2 separate regions of the Homo sapiens genome follow, and region 1 is linked to region 2. Evidence: chromatin loops called from intact Hi-C (ENCODE). Cell type or tissue: thyroid gland. All regions are shown on one strand. Links, peaks and the distances in the headings refer to the core of each region. The heading gives the core; the rest is flanking DNA. Region 1 holds the start of ACMSD (aminocarboxymuconate semialdehyde decarboxylase). Region 2 overlaps CCNT2-AS1 (CCNT2 antisense RNA 1).

The links. Hi-C counts contacts between places; a loop is a spot of excess contacts. Peaks named below come from ENCODE experiments on the same cell type or tissue, not always from the same donor. Only the 100,000 strongest peaks of a DNase experiment are listed, where the experiment ranks them.
Region 1: it touches region 2 in a loop (2.8-fold over the local background); 1 of 110 quality-filtered maps calls a loop at or near these places.

The regions. Positions count from the first base shown.
Region 1 is chr2:134,835,864-134,838,781 of GRCh38, forward strand. ACMSD (aminocarboxymuconate semialdehyde decarboxylase) reads left to right here and starts at 2,753. Exons shown (of 10, transcript NM_138326.3): 1 at 2,753-2,876. The coding sequence starts at 2,820. In thyroid gland, for the core only: no CTCF peak of the experiment used is centred there; a DNase peak (open chromatin) is centred at 1,368; H3K27ac peaks cover 1,623 bases.
Region 2 is chr2:134,903,737-134,906,654 of GRCh38, forward strand. The region is part of intron 1 of CCNT2-AS1 (CCNT2 antisense RNA 1); the gene reads right to left. Among named protein-coding and RNA genes, the nearest start is that of CCNT2-AS1, 13 kb to the right of the region's middle. In thyroid gland, for the core only: no CTCF peak of the experiment used is centred there; no DNase peak of the experiment used is centred there; H3K27ac peaks cover 1,804 bases.

The sequences.
Region 1 (2,918 bases), core at 311-2,810, 68 kb before region 2:
GAATATCTCTTCTCCAACTTCTGACTCCTCTATTTTAGCAATCCAGTTGGACTCTATTTAAACTTTCTTGTTCTAACCTGTGTGTTTTGTGCCTTACATATGCTTAATTCTCTCATCTCTGTGTGAAAGTCTCTCTTCCACTTCATTAATTCTATTTTTAGCTACATCTGTTTAACCTCTCCACTGAGTTTTTAAATTAAAATTATTTTGATTTCATTTTTAAAGTCTCATTTTGCTCATTTTCAAACTTGGTAAACATTCTTGGAGGTTTAAATCTATTATTTATTATATCTGTGGACTCCTGCTCATAGTGACTTTTTTCCTCATGTGTGTAGAATTTTTTTATTGTGAGACAATACTTTGTTGGGGGTGCTTAATCTGTGGCAATACTGAGGAGACAGAATTGGGATGTTTTTCTTCAGGGAGGATTTACATTTCCTTTTTCTGGTCAAAAGTAGTACTAGGGTTTGGATGTAATTTCTCCCTACCAAAACATGTTAACATATAATTGCCAATGTAGCAGCATTGGGAGGTGGTGTTTTTAAGAGGTGATTAGGCTGTTAAGATGGGTTTTTCACAAGCCTGGTTTAGTTCTTGAGGTTGGATTAATTCTCATAGAAATAGATTAGTTCTTCCAAGAGTGGGTTGTTATAAAACTCATTAGCCTCCTTTGTCCTGTCCCTCTTTGCACACATCTGCATACCTTTCTGCTTTTCTACCATGTTGTACCTCAGCATGTGGCCCTCACCAGAAGCCAAACAGCTCCTGGTGCAATGTTCTTGGACTTTCCAGCCAGCAGAACTGTGAGCCAAATGAGTTTCTTTTCTTTATAAATTATCCAGACTCAGGTATTCTATTAAAGCAACACTAAATTGACTAAGACAGGGTGGGAGGAAGTAGGTGAGTGGTACTTTAACTAAAATCTTAGTGGGTGACCTTGAATAGTAATTCTCAAAGAAATTCTCAGAGAAAATTGTTATTTCTTCTCTTTTTTTCCCCTCATAGTGAAGACAGGTTTCATTACAGACTCCCTCTTTTTGGCCAATGGATTTTTTTCCTAGACTACTTTTTCCCTGAGGGTCTAGATCCTTCAAGACTTTTAGTGTAATGAGGGCATTTCAGTTTTGTACAAGCCCATATTATTATCTCCCATTCCCTTGTGGGATATTAACCCTGAAATCTCTAGGAGTCTGAAGCCACATTTTCTGGATTCTAATTCCAGTTCTCCCACACACTATTGTGTAACCATGAACAAGGTACTTCTCCGTGCTTCAGTTTCCTCTTCTATAAAATGAATATTGGTCCTAGTTCTTCCCCCACAGGAATGTTATGAGTAATAAGTGAACCGACTTTATTAAAATTCATGGACCAGTGCCTGGCCCATTGGGAGTGCTCTAAAAATGCTTGCACTTACTTACTCAGTATTAGCAAGTGCCTCCATGTTAGTTTAAGGCTTACTCATTCAGTTTTAGCTCACTGAACTTCTAAAAAAATGGATTTCAAGGATTTCCTTTATTTTCTTTCAAGCTGTCTGTTATAATTTATCCAGAATCTAGCTGAATTACAGAAGGAAGCTTTTTGACTACTCAATTTATGTGTTGTGGAGTCTGAGCTGAAGGCAGCAACCAAGGCAGGTTTAAGGGTTTGCCAGGGGACCTGGGGTCCCTTGAACATTTTAAGCTGTTCAGGAAGAGGAAAGGGTAAACACAGAACAATCAAGGGCTGTTTTGTTCCAGGCTCTCTTTAGAGGCATGACCATATAAGCCCCACTTTCTGCTATATTGGAAGCCCTCCCTGACTGCTCTGATAATGCTAAATGGAAATGGCTACTATCTTCTTTTCCCTACACTTTAGGATATGTATCATCTTTCTCTCAGTCAACCTTACATCGTCAGCATATAGCAGTTCTCCATAAATGTTTGTTAAATGCATGAATGAAGCTGGGTGCAGTGGCTCTCGCCTGTAATCCCAGCACTTTGGGAGGCAAAGGTGGGTGGATTGCTTGAGCCCAGGAATTCCATACCAGCCTGGGCAATATAGTGAGACCGCATCTCAAATTAAAAAACAAAAAAAAAAGGAAAAAAATGCATGAATGAATGAGTCCAAGACAAAGGCACTGGAGGAAAAAACATATATGAAGAGTGGACTCTTTCTGTGATTTAAAATGTGAAACCTCCCCATAACTTTTCAACACGTTAAATTTTCATGAACAAGACAACTGTTAAATATTATTTAAAGATATGGGAGTAACTAACTGAACAAAAAGCAAAATCATAAAAACTGGCTGCTTCTGAATAGTGCAAGGAAAAGTAAGAAAAGGTGAGTCAGGGATCTATCCTTTTTCTGTAAAAGCCCTCTGCATGGTTTTATTTTTAACTACAAACTATTTAATTATTAACTATGTACAACTAAGTTAAAATATTTAAAATGAAAAATCAGTCAATTTTTGACCTGCTGTAAGTCAAAGCATCCTGCTGTGCTTTTGACCTCATACAGTTGAGTACAGTTGTTTTTTTGTTTTTGTTTTTGTTTTTGTTTTTTTAAGTTTTGTGCCAAGAGTCCTGACTACCAAACTGTGTTGACCCAAAGCTTGATTAACAAATAAAGCTTGGTTAACCAAAGCTTGGTTAACAAATAAACAGAACTTTGAACTTTAATAAAGCAGTTCTAATGGACCTAGACTGGGTTGGGCAGGCCTACTGACTGCTGCCTGAAGGTTGCTGTAAAGGGACTAAGTAAATCAATTAACTCCACAGTTTTCACAAAGGTCTCTTGATATCAAAACTTCTTTCCTTGCATGCTTCTCTGATCCTGTGGAGATGAAAATTGACATCCATAGTCATATTCTACCAAAAGAATGGCCAGATCTAAAAAAGGTAATGGTAATTAATTTGCTGAATTATTTCTGAAACTTCTCC
Region 2 (2,918 bases), core at 100-2,599:
TTGTTGTTGTTGTTTGAGGCAGAATCGTACCGTCACCAGGCTGGAATGCAGTGGCGCGATCTCGGCTCACTGCAACCTCCGACTCCCTGGTTCAAGTGATTCTCCTGCCTCAGCCTCCTGAGTAGCTAGGATTACAGGCACGTGCCACCAGGTCCAGATAATTTTTTTTTTTGAGACAGAATCTTACCCTGTCGCCAGGCTGGAATGCAGTGGCGCAATCTCGGCTCACTGCAACCTCTGACTCCCTGGTTCAAGTGATTCTTCTGCCTCAGCCTCCTGAGTAGCTAGGATTACAGGCACGCGCCACCAGGTCCAGCTAATTTTTTTTTTTAATAGAGTCGGGGTTTCACCCTGTTGGCCAGGATGGTCTCAATCTCCTGACCTCGTGATCCTCCCGCCTCAGCCTCTCAAAGTGCTGGGATTACAGGCATGAGCCACCACGCCTGCCCAAGATTTTTATCTTGTTTCATAGGAAACCACTGGAGACTTTTTAATAGGTCTGTGACATGCTCGGACTTATGTTATTCTTTTAAAACAAACAAACAAAAAATAGAAGGGTGCAGTGGCTTGCAACAGTAATCCCAACACTTTGAGAGGCTGAGGCAGGAGGATCACTTGAAGCCAGGAGACTGAGACCAGCCTGGGCAACACAGCAATCTCTACAAAAAAAAATTTTTTTTTAATTAGCTGGGTGTGGTGGCTCATTCCTATAATCTCAGCTACTCAGGAGGCTGGGATGGGAGGATGGCTTAAGCCCAGGAGTTCGAGGCTGCAGTGAGCTAGGATCATGCCACTGCACTCCAGCCTGGGTGACAGAGTGAGACCCTGTCTCAGAAAAAAGAGAGGAGAGGAGAGGAGGAAAAAAAGAAAAAAGAAACCCATATACATTAACAGCTTTGTAGAGACCTATTAAAGGGAGTCAAGAAAGGAAGTTGGAGGCTAGGCAAGAAATGATGGTGACTCAGGCATAAATACAAGAATGGGGATCATGAGATATGTTTGTAGGCAGAACCAACAGCATTTAATGATGGACTAAATGTGAGGAAGAGGGAGGAAGGGGAGGAAAGAAATCAAGGCTGACTCCTGGGCATGTGAATGTGAAGTGTGTGTACACATGTGCACACCATGCTTTTGTCAATCAGTCTCCTATATTTGGACATTTAAATAATTCCTAATGTTTTGTAATTATAAATAATACTGCAATAAAATTTGATTCATTTCCCAAATCATACATATGGATAAACTACAACTCTGATTGGATCAAAGATTTAACTCTAAAATATTAAACTATGCAGGTACTAGAAGAAAAGATGCGAGAATTCCTCTTTAATCTGGGTGTAAAGAGGGTTTTCTAACTAGGACTTTCCTGGGCACATACTCCTGGTGACATTTAAGGTTTGAGATGATTAATAGTAGTTAATGGTGTTAAATGCATCCATACTTTAAACATAGGTGCTTTGATTCCCAGGCTTTTCACTTGAACAGCTGGGTAGATTTATTACCATATACCATAATGAGGAAGACTATGGGAGAAACAGTCTTGAGAGGAAAGAGAATCAACAGTTCTGTAGTTGGACTTGTTATATTTCAGATGCCTCTTAGACATTTAAGTAGGAATGTCAAGTAAGCACTTGAGTGTTCTAGTCTGGAGAGTTCAAGAGAGAGGCTAGGGAAAAATCACCAGTGTATAAAAGGTATTTAAAGAAATGAGACTGGATGAAATCACCTGGTGAAAAAGTAGAGTAGAGACGCAAAAGACCCTAGGCCTATTTCCTGGGATTCACTAACACTTAGAAGTTAGATGAAGGCTATACAAAAATTAGCCCGGGCATGGTGGCACGTGCCTGTAATCCCAGCTAATCGGGAAGCTGAGGCAGGAGAATCACTTGAACCCGTGAGGCGGAGGTTGCAGTGAGCCGAGATCGTGCCACTGCACTCCAGCCTGGGTGACAGAGCGAGACTCTGTCTCAAAAAAAAAAAAAAAAAAGTTAGATGAAGGCACCAGCTTTGTGCACAGAAGAGTAGCCAGTGAGGTAGGAGGAAAACCAGGAAAATATACTCAGGAGTCAAGAGCAGACAATGTTTCAAGAAGTCCTAACAGCATTAGGCATACACACACACACACAAAATCAAAGCTACAATACTACGGTATTCAATAGAACCATATGCCTCAGATATAACTCAATCCCTTTATCCCAAAATTTAATTCCACTTCTTACAGTCCCAACCTGATGAATGGCATCACCCAGTCACCTAATCCTTCTCCTTCACCCGTATCAATACACCATTAAATCCAAAAGATTCAACTCATTTTATATCTTTTATTTCTTATCTGTTCTTTCCTCCATATGGCTTCCAACTAAATTCAGGTCTTCATCTCTCAGCAGGATATTGAAATAATCCCTTATTTGTACCCCTGCCCCTTGGCTTAGTCTGGTACAACCCATCTTCTACCTTGGTGCCAGATAAAAATGTCCAAAGTATGTATTTGATTATATTACTTTCTCTGTTAAAATTCCTCAGGACCTAAAGTGCTGGTTTCTAGGCTTTGGGATTTCATCGCTCAGTAACTCCCCCTTCAAAAAACCGAAAACAAAAAAAAAAATGTACTGCTATCTCTAACAGAGCACACCTCTCATTTTGAGTTGTGATTCCTATCTGCCTTCTAGACTGGACTTTCTTGAGGGATGACCTAAGTCTTCATTCACTCATGCATTCAACAAAATTTATTCAGGACTTATGATGGGCCAAGAACCATGCTAGATTCTGAGAGTATGAAAAAAGCAATCATGGTTCCTGCCCTCAGTTGTGCTTATAATCTAGTTAGGGAGACATGTATCAAGTAAGCAACAAATCAATAGAAAATTGCTACCACAACAGGAGCTAAGAAGGAAAGGCACATAGTATGTAGAAAGCTT